2 separate regions of the Homo sapiens genome follow, and region 2 is linked to region 1. Evidence: read pairs that join two places in POLR2A ChIA-PET (ENCODE). Cell type or tissue: MCF 10A. All regions are shown on one strand. Links, peaks and the distances in the headings refer to the core of each region. The heading gives the core; the rest is flanking DNA. Region 1 holds the start of MIR200CHG (MIR200C and MIR141 host gene). Region 2 holds the start of C1S (complement C1s).

The links. Peaks named below come from ENCODE experiments on the same cell type or tissue, not always from the same donor. Only the 100,000 strongest peaks of a DNase experiment are listed, where the experiment ranks them.
Region 2: POLR2A ChIA-PET joins it to region 1 with 19 read pairs; 9 of 35 experiments call an interaction of 5 or more read pairs at or near these places.

What each region holds. Positions count from the first base shown.
Region 1 is chr12:6,958,863-6,967,373 of GRCh38, reverse strand. PTPN6 (protein tyrosine phosphatase non-receptor type 6) reads right to left here. Exons shown (of 16, transcript NM_002831.6): 12 at 7,380-7,447; 13 at 7,135-7,286; 14 at 6,939-7,030; 15 at 6,429-6,568; 16 at 6,058-6,248. The coding sequence ends at 6,454. PHB2 (prohibitin 2) reads left to right here. Exons shown (of 10, transcript NM_001144831.2): 7 at 126-203; 8 at 874-950; 9 at 1,458-1,463; 10 at 1,662-2,047. The coding sequence ends at 1,689. It overlaps MIR200CHG (MIR200C and MIR141 host gene), which reads right to left and starts at 4,129. Exons shown (of 2, transcript NR_135032.1): 1 at 4,026-4,129; 2 at 2,927-3,173. It overlaps MIR200C (microRNA 200c), which reads right to left and starts at 3,675; the gene lies at 3,608-3,675. It also overlaps MIR141, LOC105369634 and SCARNA12. RefSeq lists enhancers at 2,383-2,432, 4,215-5,016, 5,258-5,467, 5,276-5,794, 5,017-5,816 and 5 more. In MCF 10A, for the core only: CTCF peaks have their summits at 2,107 (motif pointing right), 5,200 and 6,460 (motif pointing right); DNase peaks (open chromatin) are centred at 2,123, 4,233, 5,183 and 5,803.
Region 2 is chr12:7,054,905-7,063,338 of GRCh38, reverse strand. C1S (complement C1s) reads right to left here and starts at 2,621. Exons shown (of 12, transcript NM_001734.5): 1 at 2,462-2,621; 2 at 1,422-1,500; 3 at 657-864; 4 at 272-449. The coding sequence starts at 1,426. RefSeq lists enhancers at 2,033-2,532, 2,533-3,034. In MCF 10A, for the core only: a CTCF peak has its summit at 2,718; a DNase peak (open chromatin) is centred at 2,848.

The DNA of each region.
Region 1 (8,511 bases), core at 1,622-6,621:
GGGCACAAGCCACCTGAGCGCAACCTTGGATCTGACAGCCCAGAGGAGGACTGGAGCAAGGGAGTGTGGTAAGGACAGGGCCAGGGATTGAGACCTGCCCTTGCGTGTACCTTAACCCTCCTCACCTTGGAGAAGCACTGAGCAAGAACCCTGGCTACATCAAACTTCGCAAGATTCGAGCAGCCCAGAATATCTCCAAGACGGTGAGTGTGTCAGCCCAGCGTCTCTGATGGGGCTGCCTTGAGAAAGTGCTTTCAGTTAAGGCACATTGAGGTGAGGGAATTCGAACCTTGCTTGTTCCGGTTTCTACTCAGATTGGCTTCTCTGGCCGGCGCGGTGGCTCACGCATGTAATCCCCGCACTTTGGGAGGCCAAGGTGGGTGGATCACCTGAGGTCAGGAGTTCGAGACCAGCCTGGCCAACATGGTGAAACCCCATCTCTACTAAAAATACAAAAGATAATGAGCCCGCTGTGGTGGCGTTTAGCTATATTCCCAGCTACGCAGGAGGCTGAGGCAGGAGAATCACTTGAACCCAGGAGGCGGAAGTTGCAGTGAGCTGAGATCATGCCACTGCACTCCAGCCTGAGCAACAGAGCAAGACTCCGTCTCAAAAATAAATAAATAAAAAATTGGCTTCTCCGATACTCCTCCTGTCAAGAATGATTCCTCTGGGTTCCCTGACCTTTTGTTCTAATCATAGCTGCTGCTCAGCGCTCTGGATCCCTAAGTGCGAGCAGAAACCATGTGTTACTCATTGCTGCACCCCTGCCCTAATCTGCATGTGTTCCATGTTAAGTAGCTGCTGAATTGCAGGGGTCGGAATTGAGGTCTTTGCTTAATGCAAGCATCTGTCTTATTTCCTGCCCTGTAGATCGCCACATCACAGAATCGTATCTATCTCACAGCTGACAACCTTGTGCTGAACCTACAGGATGAAAGTTTCACCAGGTGAGAGATGTGGCCACACTGTGGGGTATCACCAAGAACGTGGGACCTGAGTCTGGTTGTTTGGGCTCTGGAGCCTGCTACAGCTATTCATATGGCTCAGAGACATTGAACCAAAATTAGAAAAGGGGGTGGTTGACAGTTTCTATCTTGCATCTCATAGGATTGATTTTATGAGATCAAATAGGATTATTCACATAAAAAGCACTTTAATTATAAAGTTTTCATCTAACCAAAAAGTGATGAAAGATGATACTCAGTTTTCTTACTCAAGAGCCCTCAAACTCCTCTGGTGAATGGAGGGATGTTAGGAAAGGAGATGAGAAATAGCAGTGGCCATGAGAACATGCCTCCTCCTTTCATGAGCCTGAGATTCCTGGCTGTCAACCCTGTTTATCTTTTCTCTTGGGAGCAAAGGAGGGTTCAAAGCTGAGTGGGGCCTGAAGCTGTCAATTAACATGTGCATTTCTCTTCTCTGTTTCTTGTTCATCTGGCGATCTGGCACCACAGGGGAAGGTAAGCTGTTGTTGCTTCTGTGGGGTCCTGCAGGCCACCTTCTCCAGTACCCGCCTCCTACCCTACCCCCTTTCCCACCTCCCCGAAGACAAACCCTCAATCAGGGTAGGAGGGTCGTAGAGGGAATGGCCTAGAGTGTCCTGCCTCTCACATTTATGTCCCCTAATAATGTCATTATCTATCTTTTTTTTCCTACAGTGACAGCCTCATCAAGGGTAAGAAATGAGCCTAGTCACCAAGAACTCCACCCCCAGAGGAAGTGGATCTGCTTCTCCAGTTTTTGAGGAGCCAGCCAGGGGTCCAGCACAGCCCTACCCCGCCCCAGTATCATGCGATGGTCCCCCACACCGGTTCCCTGAACCCCTCTTGGATTAAGGAAGACTGAAGACTAGCCCCTTTTCTGGGGAATTACTTTCCTCCTCCCTGTGTTAACTGGGGCTGTTGGGGACAGTGCGTGATTTCTCAGTGATTTCCTACAGTGTTGTTCCCTCCCTCAAGGCTGGGAGGAGATAAACACCAACCCAGGAATTCTCAATAAATTTTTATTACTTAACCTGAAGTCAAGGCTTCACGTGTTCATGAACTGGGTAACTGGCAGCAAGCATGCGCACGTTCACATGTGCGCTCCTGGGTCTGTCTTTGTGTGTGCCAGCAGGGGGCGCAAAAGAATCTGGCTGGGGCGGCTAAGGGGAAGCAAGGCCTGGGCTCCGAAACAGGACCCAAGCTGGGAAGGCTGGCCCTGAGTTCTCGAGGCCCAGCTGTGCTCTTCACACACCCTCCATTTCTCCCACATCACCCATTTTTTTAAGGCTGGACAGCCATGGCTTTGCTGAGCCAGATTAAAAATCTGATGACCCCAACAGGAGCTGCTTCCTTGGCAGCAGGGTTCCTTGTGGCTGTGGGGAGCCTGCCTGTGCCTGTTGAGGCACTTCTGTGCCCAGAAGCCCAGTGGATCGCGTGGCCTGCTGTAGGCCCCCCAGACTCCATTTCTCAGTCACCAGGCGTGAGGAGCTGCTAGCTAACAGGCCTCCCCTGGGGAGGTGGGCTTTTCATGCCCGCAGTTCCGGGGCCAACAGAACAGGTGCCTGTCTGTTCAGTCCACAGATAAGCTGACACTTATCTTCCCAAGACAGGCCTTCCCGAATCTCAGGCACCAGAGAAACAGAGCCACCGTTTATACCTGAATCTCCCACTACTGCCCATTTCCCATCCCTGCGGGGAGACAAGGAAGATGTGGAACTCAGACAAAACATAGGTGCAAAGTATGTCCAGGAACTGCCAAATGCAGATAGGGCAGCAGGTGGATCTGAACAGAGGGACTGGGTTAATCTGCTTCGATTTTTAAGATATTTTTCTCTGCTTGGGGTTGAGTATCATGAAAGACAAAGCAGACGTCGCAGCCCCAATCCTGAGTTGCTGGGAGGCTAAGATGAGATAAACAACTAGACAAAAGACAGGTCAAGTGACTTGGATCAGTCTTCCTCATGTTCCCCTTCACACTTTATTTATTTCATGCTCCCAAGGCGGGAAGACAATGGAGGTGCCTAGGGAACCAGTGTTTCCACATCTTGCTGCAGCTGTAAAGGCAGCCATTTTGTCTCCTTCCCATTGTTCCCCTTTGCCTAGTGATTCGTCCCCCATCCAGAGGGGTGAAGGTCAGAGGTTGTTGGTCAGTAGTCCTCCATGGTCTTCAGGGCTCCCTGAAGGTTACTGCCGAGAGAACCCACCCGGGAGCCATCTTTACCAGACAGTGTTAGGAGCTTCACAATTAGACCATCCAACACTGTACTGGAAGATGGACCCAGGGCCGGCCGACAGAGAACTACGGTGCGCGCTCACCAGTTGCTACAGGGGACCCTGGCCACAGGCCAGGTGAGGTCTCTTGAGAGGGGGCGAGCCAACCCCAAGCTCAAGGTCGACTGTGGGTTCTGGATCCACCAGGTGACAAATCGCACTGGGTGGGAGGAGGGGCTGGGGCCCATTGTGTCCCTTAGTGGCAGCCAGCCAACAAGAACCACCCCTTGTGCAACGCTCTCAGCTCAAGACGAGGGGCTTCCGGGGTGCGTGGGAAGTGGGGAGGGGGCTGCAGCCAGCTAAGGGCTGGGGACCTGAGGCGATGGATGTTGCTGACACAGGGACAGGGGCCTCCATCATTACCCGGCAGTATTAGAGACTCCCAACCGCACCCAAACACTGCTGGGTAAGACGAGGGCCCCCGCCCAGCCCGCCCACCTTGGGTCAGGCAGCTTCAGGCCCAGGATCCCTGCGGAAAAGCTGCAGATCCCTGGCTCCCATCCCCCCACCACCCGAGTCCCTGGGGACACTTCCTGGTGAGCCCTGCTGCCCGCCACCAGCCACACCCTGGGTCGCTGATCACGAGGCCCAGGTTGCAGTCCAAGCAGGCCCTCCGAAGCCCCTCGACCGTCGGCCCGCCGCCTCTGAGCCACCTTCCCCTACCCCCGGCAGCCTTTCCCGACCCGCGACACACACCGATTTACCCACCCTCATCCCCCCTCTGCAGTCCCAAGCTCAGCCCAGGACCTCTCCCCTGGTGGCCTTTACCTGTCACCGGGCCCACCTGCCCCCAGAGAGTGGGTGCTGGGGAGACGAAGGGGCTTTAAGGCCCCAGATTCCACGGCCTAGAGCCCGCCCTGGCCTCCGCTCTTCCTCCTTCCTTCTCCGCCTGCCGGGCAGCCAGCGCAGGCTCCTTACCTGGGCCCCGCCTGCCACCCTGCGCACAGGTGTGTCCTCCTGCCATAGGCTGCCCCCCCACTGCCTTAACCCCTTCCCTCCCAGCGCCAGCCACGGGCACCTCCTCTAAGGCTTGGCCACTCCTCTAGGCCTCCCACCCTCTCCCAGGGGCCTCTTTTCTCCAACCTGCCTAGTCTCACCCCTGTCTCCAGAGGTACAAAAAGCGGGGGCTGTCCTTGGGTCCCCTCCCCACAGCAGATGCTGCCCCCAGGACTAGCCCATTCCTCTGTGGCCTCAGACCCTGCCCACAGCGGAGCTGCAGGCCAGAGAGATCCCTGAGGTCAGCGAGGGGTCAGCTGGGCAGGAGTTGGGCTGTGCCGCCCCGCAGTGCCCAGCCTGTGCTGGGATCCCCTGAGGGAAAGGGGAGGGAGAAGGCCCCGCCAGGCCTGTGAAGGGCAGGCGGGTCCCAGCAAGGTGTCGCTAGTGTGAAGTTACCCACCGCTACCCAGAGACCCCAGCTGGCCCGGAGCATCAGCCTTGCCCCTCGATTGAGGCCTGCAGAGGGAACGATCGCGCTCCACTCTCCGGACCGAGCTGCTCCCGGACCCACCTCACAGCACAGCCCTCAGTGGAGTCCAAGTCCCACCCCAAGGGCAGGTAGCCCAAGGGCGGTTAGAGGAGGTGGGACTTGCCTTTGTGCAGCTGCGGCTTGTATAGAAAGGGCGTTGCTGGGAGAGGGGACCTGGGCCCGACAGGTGATTGCCCCACCCGTGCCCTGGAGGGCCACAGCCCCAGGGAGCTATTGGGTTGCTCAATCCCTCGCTGTTCTCTCTCCCAGGCTTTGTTTGCTTCCTTCTTAATACCCGCCTGCAATTATTTGATGCTTGTGATCGGTTTGTGAATCTGTCTCCCTGACCAGCCTCCTAAGTTCCAGGAGGTCGGGGGACTGTGAATGCCTGTGACGCCGGGGGCTCTGTAAGGATTTGCTGAGTAATGCACGCCCAGCCTCTGGGCTTTGGGACCTGTGCTGTCTCAGCCTTTCCAGGAGTGGGCGCCAGCACTTCCTGAGGGATGACTCCCACCGGCTTTACTCCCCAGGACACCAGTGTTTCAAATAAAGAAGAAACCCCACTCCTGACATGGGGGAAGGAAGAGGGGACAAAAAACAAAGCACTCTTCACGTCAGCCAGCTCTTCAAACTCTGCCCAAGAGGATAAGGGCAGCAGCGGCCTGGATGAGGGGAGGAGCTGGGCGTGCCCGGGTGCTCTGAGGAGCCTGTCCCTGTTCCCGCCAGAGGGGACGCAGCCGGGCTGGCCTCAGGTCTGCGCTTCCGGCTGTTAACTACTCTTCTTAGTTCAGATCTGGAACTCAGCATCAGGGGAGTGTGATCAGGGCCCCCCTGAGGGTGGCCCCAGCTGCAACTCCAGGGTAAGGAGTGTGGGCTCTGGGGTCAGACAGCCTGGGTTCGAATCCCAGCCTCACTGTTCCATAGCCCTGTGACCTTGGGCAAGTGACCAAGTTACTTAGTTTTTCTGTCCCTCAGTTTCCGCCACGGTAAAATGAGAATGACAGAAGTGCCTAGACTGAACTAACGTGTGTAGTCTTTTAGTGCCTGGGCACATGGCAAGCGTGTGATGAGTCACTGTGCCCGTCTTATCGTCAGCCGTCATCTCGGTGCTTTTCACAACCACCCTGTTATGATCGCCCTCCATTTTAAAGAAGGAGACTGGGGAGCTTCACCCACGGTCACCCTCCCACGTGCGAGGCGGAGTCCCGACCCACGTCCGTCTGACGGAAGGCGGAGCTTTCACGCGAGGCACGCACGGAGGCACACACAGTTACCCATCCTGCCCTGCCCTCTGGCCGCCCACTCACTGGGCAAGCAAAGGGCTCAGAGGCGACACACAGTGATCCCAGGGCTTTATTTACAAGAGGAGAAGGGTTGGCCCTGCCTGGGGCCTGGCTGGGCTATATACAGGGTCAGGGAGAGGTGGGGGGGATGCAGCCATTTAAATTACAAAAGAATGGGGCACTCCTAGGTTCAGGTTGTGAGTCTGTCCATCGCGAAATGCTTCCACAGGGTCAGGGCTGAGGCTGCCAAGAGAAGGGAGTGAGGGAGTGAGAGGGTAGCTGGAACCTGGAGGTGGAACAAGAGGGTCTGGGGCAGCTGGGAAGCACAGAATGAGGCTGCGGCCACCCCATCCACCCAGGGAAGGCAGTGGAGCCAAGGACACAGGGCAGGGCAGGGAGGACACCCAGGCAGAAGAGCTGTACCATGGCCACCTGAGGACAGCACCGCTCACTTCCTCTTGAGGGAACCCTTGCTCTTCTCCTTGTCTGCTGACCGCTGCTTCTTCACTTTCTCCTCCCTCTTGTTCTTAGTGTGCAGGTTCTCATACACATCCTCCTTGTGTCTGCAGCCGGGTGCAGGGGGGCAAGTACAGGCAGTTGGTGCAGGTCAGGAGACAGCACAGGGGGACCCGGCACTGGCAGTCCCCTCTGGCCACCCCGTCTCACAGGTGACGCAGCCACGGTCCCTGCACTAGACTCCAAGCTCCTAGAGGACAGAGGCTACATCTCATACACGAGTGCGCTGCTGGTACCTAGCAGAGGCCCACACGTGTGGGCACTCAGGAAATGCTTATGAACAGAAGGGGTGAGAACCAAGCCTGAACTTGAAGCCAGGTCCCCCCAGCTGCAACACTTGTCCTCTCCAGAAAGTGAGGATCGGGCTGGGCAGGACAAAGGGGTGGATGCCGGGCAGTGGCAGTCAGGGCCACTCACTTGGACGAGGTGCGGGAGGCCTTGGCATGGGCATTCTTCATGGCTGGGGGATAGGTGATGTTCCCGTACTCCGACTCCTGGCCCTTCTGCGACTGTGGGCAGAGGGACAGTGGGAAGGTGGTGGTCCCAGCAGGGCCAGGTGGCACCCATCCTGCACTGCAGCCCCCCCCCCCCCCAGGCCCTGCTCTGCACGCACCTGCAGGACCTCCAGCTTCTTCTTAGTGGTTTCAATGAACTGGGCGATGGCCACGTAGATGAACTTGTACTGCGCCTCCGTCTGCACCATGCCCGAGCGCTGCGCCCGCACCATCTGGATGGTCTTCTGGATGTCAATGTCACAGTCCAGGCCTGGGTGGGGGGCAGTCAAACCTCAGGTCCAGGCATAGGCGGACACCGAGGGGCTGCTCACCCCCCACCCCCAAACCCCCAGGTGCCCCTCACCCTTGGTGGAGATGTTCTCCATGAGCATGTCGATGACAATGATGGTGCCTGTGCGGCCGATGCCGGCGCTGGGGAAAGACGGGGGTGCCATCAGAGGCCAGTCAAGCCCTCCCCGGGAAGGGGGGTACCCAGCGCTCAGCTCCAGCCCCAGGCACCACAGGAGCAGCCTGAGCCTCCAGTGATGGGAGGGAATGTGCCCAGGGTCACCGGGCAAGTGATGATGGAGGTTTGCCCAGCTCTGCATGGACACGCTCCACCTCGGGCTCTGCGGTGCTGACGCTGGCTCCCCAGCTGCCACCATCCTTCCCTCCTCCACTCCTCGCGCCGACTCCTCACTCCTAGTGAGTGGCTGCCCCCACCCCGGAAGACCTGGGACCCCCAAATCCCACCACTGTCCTGCCGGCTCCCAGGTACCCTGAGCCCTCCCCGCCTCTCCCTGAAGGAGTTATGGAGCGTCTCTCAGCATGGCTTCACTTCCCTTTTCCTTCAAACCCTGACGTCAGGGAAAGGATAGCCCTGAGACAGCAGGGTGCGGGGGCACAGGGTCAGGGGACTCAGGGGAGCAGTGCAGTAGGAAGTTTCTCTCCTTTCCCAGCCCTGGGCAAACAGACCTCAGGGAGACCCCAGGCCCACCCTCAGCTGAGCCCAGCAAGCTGATGCCCTGAGTCGCGCTGTCTAATTTCAAACCCAGATTGTCAAAAATAACCCCCCACACCCACTTCCTTCCTGTAACGTCTAAATAAAGGCCATGGGGCTTTCAAGAAGTGTGTGAATGTGTGTGTGGCGGGTGAGCAGGAGGGTAGCTCTCGGGGATGGGCCTGTCCCTGAGAGAGCACAGGACAGAGCCGCGTCCCCGGACAGCCCATCGGGGGCACCTCTAGATTCAGCCGACTTGCCCTGTCCCAGGACAAACAGCTGCTGGGGGAAGAGGAGGAAGCCAGAGGCCGTCGCAGGCCTGGGGTCCACGGAGGGAGTGGGAAGGGACCGGGGCAAGGCAGGTTCCCATTCCCCTATTCTCTGCCTGATGTGAGTTACTAAACTAGTAACAGCGCCCAGTTTTTGAGGGCTGACGGAATTCCAGCCACAACGATAGGGTCTCATTGAGTTCTCACGACAACCCTGAGATCCTGAT
Region 2 (8,434 bases), core at 1-5,000, 98 kb before region 1:
CCCAATCCCCAATACATACCCAGTTTATAGTGGCTCTCAACAAATTGCTGTTTATTATGTACTATGTGTTATTACCATGATCATCATCACCACTAAGATATGATCATGCATTTGAATTTCACAAAAGTGATTTATGGAGCGACCCAGGCCAAGTCAACACTTTTTATAAGAATTACGAACAGAATCCTCATTCAATGTGTTGCTCAGTGGATTTCTCATTTCTAATCTTTTAGCTGGGTCAATAAGGCACATGCAGAAGGGTGAGCCTTACCTGTGGCAACATAGTATGCAGCAAACCCCGTAAAACGCTCTTCATTGGAAAAGTCTGACTTAAAGATCACCTGGAGTTTGTTGTATGGGACTTGGAACTCTTCCACAATTGGAGAGTGGGGATTGTTACTGCTCCTCTGTCCACAGAGCCTCCCTTCTTCAGTGTCTCCTGAGATTATCTAAGAGAAGAGTCACAAAAAAAAAATCTAGGAAAGGGTAATATTTTGGTATGGAGTTAAAAGAAGGGACAGAGAGAATAGAACATTTATGCCACTAGGACTTGACTCCAGTTCACTGTGAGTACAGGTGGCACTCCCTCCCACATCCTTATTCCGCTACCTTAGCCCTAGTCTTCCATCTCTATTCTTTTTGTGCTTATAACATACCTGCACTGAGTCATACGCACAGTTCTCTGACAGCTCAATGTCCAGATGGGTGAAGTAGAGGTGAATCCCATACCCTTCAGGAACTTCTATGTCCCAAGATTTCTCTACCTCACTGGGATATGCCTGAGGATAGTTAGGGGACAGGATCTCCCCATACATGGTAGGCTCAGCATAAACCCATGCCAAAAGTGAAAACAGGACAATGCACCTGAAAAAACAGAGGCATAGATTGGCGGGTGACCAGGCACCAGTAGCCTAGGACAGAACGCGCTATTTGCCAGAGGCAGAAGAAAGGGGGAAGAAGAGAGGCAGTCAATCGGCCATGGGGGAGAATCTTAGGTCGGAATAAAGAAAAGGCCCAGGTCAAACCAAAACCCAGGCTTCAGACAAGAGCCCTTTTTTTTTTTTTTTTGAGACAGGTTCTCACTCTGTCACCCAGGCTGGAGTGCAGTGGTGCGATCTCAGGTCACTGCAGCCTTGACCTCCCGCGCTCAAGTGATTCTACCACCTCAGCCTTTTGAGTAGCAGGGACCACAGGTGACACGCATGACGCTGGGCTAATTTTTTTTTTTTTTAATAGAGACAGGGTCTCCTTATGTTGCCCAGGCTGGTCTCAAAGTCCTGGGCTCAAGCAATCCTCCCGCCTCAGCCTCCCAAAGTGCTGGGGTTACAGGTGTGAGCCATCATGCCTGGCCCTTGAGCGCTTTTCTTGAGAAGATGAAGGGAATGGAGTCTGTGTCATCTCAGGGACCCTTGATCACTTACCACATCTCTGGCGATTTGTCCACCCTGGTGAGCTGCCTGTCTCTTGGTCCTGGCTTTCTGCACCTCCGGACTTTGGAGCCTAAGGGGTGGCAGGCCTGGCTGTATTTGTCTGACAAACACAAGCACCTTCTTTGGTGGTGCGGCGTCACCTGGGGCTCAGTGTCACCTTCAAAGGTATAACACACAGGGCCATATCACCAACATCCCCACATGGCACCGTGCCCCTCACACCCTCCCTAGTTAACTTCGACTAACTTTCTAGACTATAGCTAAATTGTATCCTTCCCTCATTGCTTCTCTAGACTTTCTCCTAATTTTTCTCCAAAGGAATCGAGTACTTTCTCCCAGTTTTCTTCTTCCTCTATTGTCCTCCACCAGCCCCACCCCCGCGGTATCAGTCTCTCTCCTGCCCTCAAGAACGATGCTCCCATTTCCACTCAGGTTTTCAACAGTCTTGGCGCATCATGATCATCCATGTAGGACAGCCCCTCTTCTTTAACCGTGATCACCTCATCTCCTCAAGCAGCCCTGTCTGCTGTTTATCATTGCGTGCATCTCCGCTGATGCTCCCAACGCCCACCGATGGAGGCAGGAGCTTCTTTCACTAGGGGAAGGCAGGGACCCTGGGACAAGCGGTCTGAGAAGGAAGTGCTGCCCCACTGATACAGGGTTGTGCGAGGAAGGAGAAAAGGGACAGCCAAATGACAAGGAACATAAAAACTTCCTACATTCGTTTTCCAGAGTTTGTTTGGAGTTTGTCCCTGCCCCCCACCGCCAACTTACTGAAAATACAAGCTATCTCCCCACAGTTCCTAGTAAAGGGTTGCTAAAATTGCTTTAACCCTGAAAACAGTGGTAGGTAAGGGGGTGAAGTAGGGGTGGATGGGGTGAGCCTAAGAGAAATAGGTTGTCTATATTCTGCCTTTTTTTATGCTGCCTTTGTCAGCCCTCTATCATTGCCCCAAGCCCTCCTACGTGAAGTTTTCTGCCTTTCCTTTTTCCTCCATCAAAGCTCTGCTCCTCGTTTGTAAGGATTTTACCTTCAGAAGCTGGTAGGAGCAAGTGGGTCAGTTCCCTCTCTCCTGCCAGTGGGCATGCTGGGCAACCCCTCTGGCCCCCAGGGACAGCAGCACAGGGCCTTGACGCTCCCTCTGCAGGAACCTCCGGCCAGCCTCCCTGTCCTGGTTCTGTTCATAAGATTCCCTACCCGAGTGTGCATGTCTGAAATTCCCTGATCTAAACAGAGGGGGCTGGGAGACCATGACTTAGGGAAACTCAGCCTTGATCTTGGAGCTCCCTCTGCTTTTGAAACAAGGACAGCGTCCTCCTCCCAGGCCAGAGAGCCCTCTATCCAGGGCTCCAGCGGGGAAAGGAGGAATGGGGAATTTCACCGATTGCTTAATGCTATTTTTCAGCCAAAGGGTGTGTTTCTGAGTTTTCGGGAAAGTCAAGTGATTTCTGGGAAAAGGCGGGGATTGGTACCAGGGGAAATAACCAAACCCAGAAAGTCCAGCCCTCCAAATGTGTGTGAATCATGAATTAAGGGAAAGTAGTTATCAGAAATGTAAGTCATCTCTGCTTTAAAGCAAATGTAATGGTTGATAATGACTTAACACCAAGACCCAAGGTGGTATGGCGTGAGGCTTCCTCTTCATAACATCCCTCCACATCCCTTCCAAACATCGAAATTCTACCCCACAACCAAGCCCCCTTTCAGATCCAACCCAGACTCCCTTATCCATAACCCTTGAAGCCAGGTGTGTTTTGAAATTTTATAGATTTTTTTAGGCTATGTAGTCCATGGACCCAATATTAGGTAACACCTCCTCCTCTCCCTCCCTTTATGGACCAGGATAACCCCCTATTAACAAACATTAAGATTTCTGCAGCTAAACACATTGATCTTACGGTAAATGGATAACTAAAGATTACAAATCACATCAGTTCGGGTCAGGTTTTGCTGCCAAATTGAGTTTTAGTCCCAAACTTGAAAACAAACAAACAAAAAACAATAGCCAGGTATTGTGACACACGCCTGTAGTCCCAGCTACTCAGGAGGCTGAGGCAAGAGGATCACTTGTGCCAGGGAGGTCGAGGCTGCAGAGGGCACCACTGCACTCCAGCCTGGGCAACAGAATGAGATCCCATTACAAAAAAAAGACAGAGACTTTGTTTTCAGAGTCCTTTGGATTTTAGAATTGCAGACAAGGGACTGAGGGGCAGTGCCACTCCACAGAGCCTTCCCTGATCTCAGCTCCCCTTTATGCCCCTTTAGTTGGCTTAGCACTGGGCCTGGAGTCAGAAGATAGGCTCATGTCCCAGCTCTGCTCCTCACCAGTGGTGATGTCTTAGGCTCATCACCTAACTTCCTAGTTTCTTTTTTTTTTTAAACCTGGCTCACTATTGACAGACCTAGTTTCTTCAAATATAAAACAGAAATCCTATCAGTTCTGCCTACCCTACATGACTATCAGATGGACCTAATGAAATAATTCGAGTGAACAAGCTTTGCACACTATGGTACCTAATAAATGTGCATGTTAAAAGGAAGAGAATCATGAGCCCGTAAGGTCTCGGAAGACAGGTGCTGGGTCTGATCCGTCTTGGTATTGTCCGCCATGTCTAGCAGTGTCATGCAGAACACAGATGTGTATGCAACCATCTGTGACTCCCCTGGCTGCCCAGCATTCAAACTGCTTTGCCACATTAGAGGAGTTCCCCATGATATCAGTCTTGGGAACAGAGCCGACCTCCCAAGAAAGAAGACACAGGCACAAGAAGTGTGTCACCCCCACCTCCAGCAGCTCTGGAGCAGGCTAATTTGTAATCACCCGAAGGGTTCTTCCTGCCTGCTGCGTAGACAAAACCAATTCACTGAGACCATGGTATTGCAGTAGAGAAAGAGTTTAACAACACAGAGCTAGCCAAGTGAAAGGATGGGAGTTTATTTCTCAAATCAGTCCCCACAAGAACTCAGAGGCTAGGGTTCTTAAGGAGAATTTGGTGGGCGGTAAGAGCAGAGAATGGGTGCTACTGATTCGTTGGGGATAAAATCATAGGAGTGTAGAAAACAGACCTTGTGCACTAAGTCCACCTCTGGGTGGGGGTCACAGGACCAGTTGAGTCATGAATCATTTCAGAATGCAAAAGTCTGAAAAATATCTCAGAAGACCAATATTTGGTTTTACAATAGTGATGTTATCTATAGGAGCAATTGGGGAAGTCACAGATCTTGTGACCTCTGGCCGCATGACTCCTGAGCAGCAAAGGATTATAGAAAGGCAAGCTAGGGGTCAATGGCTGGTCATCGGTTAGCTACACCCACATCTTAGCAAAATTCAAGCCCCTCCCATAATCCTAATCTTGTGGCCTTTCATTAGTTTTACAAAGGCAGGTCCCTGAGCTAGGAGGGGGTTCATTTTAGGGAGGGACTAATATCATCTTTGCTTCAGAGTTAAACTGTAAACTAAATTCCTCCCATGGTTAGCTTGGCCTATGCCCAGGAATGAGTGAGGACAGCCAGCCTGTGAGGGTAGAGGCAAGATGGAGTCACCCATGCTAGACTTCCCTCACTGTCATCATCTTTGCAAAGGCAGTTTCACATGCACACACGTTCCATTCATCAGAGGCCCAGGCTTTCAATCCAGAGCCAGTAATGCCAGGAAGCAGGGACCCTAGAGCCTGTAGGGACAGTGGTGGCCACAGCAAGATCACAGAGGAGGTAGAGTTCTCAGCAGCACCCAGCATCCAGCCCCAGTGGGTAAGCATTGCAAGCCGAAGCATCCAGGCCATGGTCAAAGAAGTGGCAGCAGCGGCAGCCAGGTTCTGACCATTGTCCCTGCTGGGAAGCTTCCACAATGGCTCTGTAGCTCCCCTGGAATTTCCATGAGCAATCCAGGGTCCCTTTAATAAATTCATCTTCTGCTAAACTCAGCCAGAGTTGGTTTCTACTGCTTGCAACTAAAAATAATGGCTGATACAACACGCTCAGTGAGTATCTGAGGATTGGTTGATTGAATGTGCCAAAGTGAATTCAAACCATTCATTACCTTTCATTTTAGCCGTGTGACCTTGAAAAAGTTACTATGCCTCTCTGAGCTCCAGCTTTATCAGGTGTAAAATGGGAATAATAGCACCTACTTCAGACACAGCTATCACTGTCAGGGCCCATTGTGGCCAAGATTAAACAAAATAACGTATGCTAAGCATTCAGCATATACCTGGTACTCAGTAAGCTTTTAACAAATAACAAACCATATTAACTTCTCCAAACACCAAACACGGCAGCAGTAGCAGCAGCTTCCTCCCCATCAAGAGCATGCTTCAGTTAATACCAAGGAAAAGAGGACGCCTTATCAATGTGTCCAGGGTTCCTTCTCCTTTTCCTTGGAGCTCAACACTGCCCGATCTTGCCAGAAAAGTTAGACTCTCCTATCCTCACCTGTGTTTTATGTTCATTTCTGCAATTTTGCCACGAAATTGAAATACATTGCCAGGAGCAGTGGCTCACACCTGTAATCCCAGCAACTCAGAAGGCTGAGGCGGGAGGATCGCTTGAGGCTGGGAGTTCAAGACCAGCCTAGGCAACATAGGGAGACCTCATCTCTACAAAAAAGTTTAAAAATTAGCCATCCTGTGGTCCCAGCTACTCAGGAGGCTGAGAGGCAGGAGGATTGCTTGAGCCCAGGAGTTCAAGCCTGCAGTGAGCTATGACCACAGCATTGCACTTCAGCCTGGGTGCTCCGTTTCCCACCTCAAATTTCATTGGTCAGGCATAGTGGCTCATGCCAAAGTGCTGTAATCCCAGCACTTTGGTAGACCAAAAAGAGAGGATCACTTGATGCCAGGAGTTCAAGACCAGCCTGGGGAACATAGCAAGATTTCATCTCTACAAAAAGTCAAAAAATTAGTCAGGCATAGTGGCACGCACTTGTAGTCCCAGCTACTCAGGAGGCCAAGGGAGGAGGATAACTTGAGCCCAGGATTTTGAGGCTGCAATGAGCTATGATCACACCACTGCACTCCAGCCTGGGCAACAGAGTGAGACCCTGTCTCAAAAATAAATAAAATAAAATTTCATGCAGCCATGTTATCTAAGTAGCTATCGGAGATCCACAATGAGATTAAATGATGGTATTAAGAAGCTCCAACAAGGGATTGCCAACAATAAAGGTTTTGAACAACAAATAACCCTCCCATTTTCAAATTTGAACAACAAATAACCCTCCCATTAATCAAACTCCAAAATTAAAGTTCAAATCCCATTGCAAACTGAAACTATGACATTAAAGTCAAAAGTAATTGAAGCCCAAAGTGTCTATGTTAAAGTCACAAAACTATCAGTTCCAATTTGTGTTCTGTTTAATCCCAGCTAGTGGGTTTCCAATCCCTGGGCAGAGCTGTGGTCCCTTCCGAAGCTGCGGCCTGGGCTGGAACAGGTTAGTTCCTCCAAGGCTTCAAAGACTGAGTTCTGAGGCAAACCTTCCATGAGTCTGTTTTTAAAATTCCAGAAAGTTAATGAGACACAAGAATATTGCAACACCAGCCCCACAACCACAAAATTTAGAAAATGAGCTATCCCCAGACCCCAAGACAATCATCCCAAGCAAAATTAAAATTGTATTTCCAGAAACCACCACTTAATGTCACCAAAATCTGAAGAAGAAATTCAGTGGTATCTGAGGGCAACAGAAAAGCTTAAGCTTAGTTTAAAACCTTACCTTGAGGCCAGTCGATTTATGCCAGTTGTTCAGAATCCATGTCCTGTGGGCCAGGTGTGGTGGCTCACACCTGTAATACCAATACTTTAGGAGGCCAAAGCAGGAGGGTTGCTTGAGTTCAGGAGTTTGAGATCAGCCTGGGCAACATGGTGAGACCCTATCTCCACAAAAAAAAGAAAGAATGCCAGGCATGCTAGAGCATGTCTGTAGTCCCAGCTACTCAGGAGGCTGAGGTGGGAGGATCACTTGAGCCCTGGAGGTCAAGGCTGCAATGAGCTGTGATCACACCACTGCACTCCAGCCTGGGCAATAGAGTGAGACCCTGTCAAAAAAAAAAGTCTATGTCCTGTGAACTTAAACACCATTGGAAGAAAACATGTAGAAAAAGGTTAATTGGGCATTTTGTACTTGCCATATCGGGATCCTCGTAGGTGGAACTTCTAAATTTGCATCCCCTCCCACCATCTCCTGACCTTGTCCCCATGAGCCCCAAGCTGTGGGCTCTTCAGTGCCTTGTTAGTTGGTGAGCTCTCCCTAGTTAGAACTCTAGCAGCCTCCATGATATTAAAAAGGACAGACATTTCCATCGTGTGCCTCTTTTATGACTTCTGCCACTCCTCTTTTTTGGACTCACTAAGACCTAAAAAGCCTTCTTCCTAAGGAGGGCTTTCCCCACACCCTCATGTTCATTTCAGCTGAAGGCAGCACCCTCAGCAGACTTTTGAACTGAGGTTGTTACTAGGTGTCACTCCCGGGTGGGTGGTCATCCTGTCTTGTTTTCTCTGTTCTCTGTGGGTCGAGTTGTTTTCTTGATGAATGCCAATGCATGTACCTTCTGCTCATTGGGAAGGGCTGTCTGGCCTGGGATTCCAGCACAACCACCACGCCCTTACCTGGCCCCTTTAATCAGAGGCAGCCCAACAGTTAAAGGAGCACCCACGCACAGAGAAAAGAAAGAACCAATGCAGGAACTCCAGCAACTCCAATGGCCAGACTGTCCTATGTCCACCAAACAACCTCACTAGTTCTCCAACAAGGGTTCTTAATGAGGCTGAGTTGGCTGAAATGACAGAAATAGAATTCGGAATATGGATAGGAATGAAGATCATTGAGATTCAGGAGAATGGCAAAACCCAATCCAAGGAAACTAAGAATCACAATAAAATGATGCAGGACCTGACAGATGAAATAACCAGTAAAAAAGAGAACCTAACTGATCTGATAGAGCTGAAAAACACACTACAAGAATTTTACAATGCAGCCGGGCACAGTGGCTCATGCCTGTAATCCCAG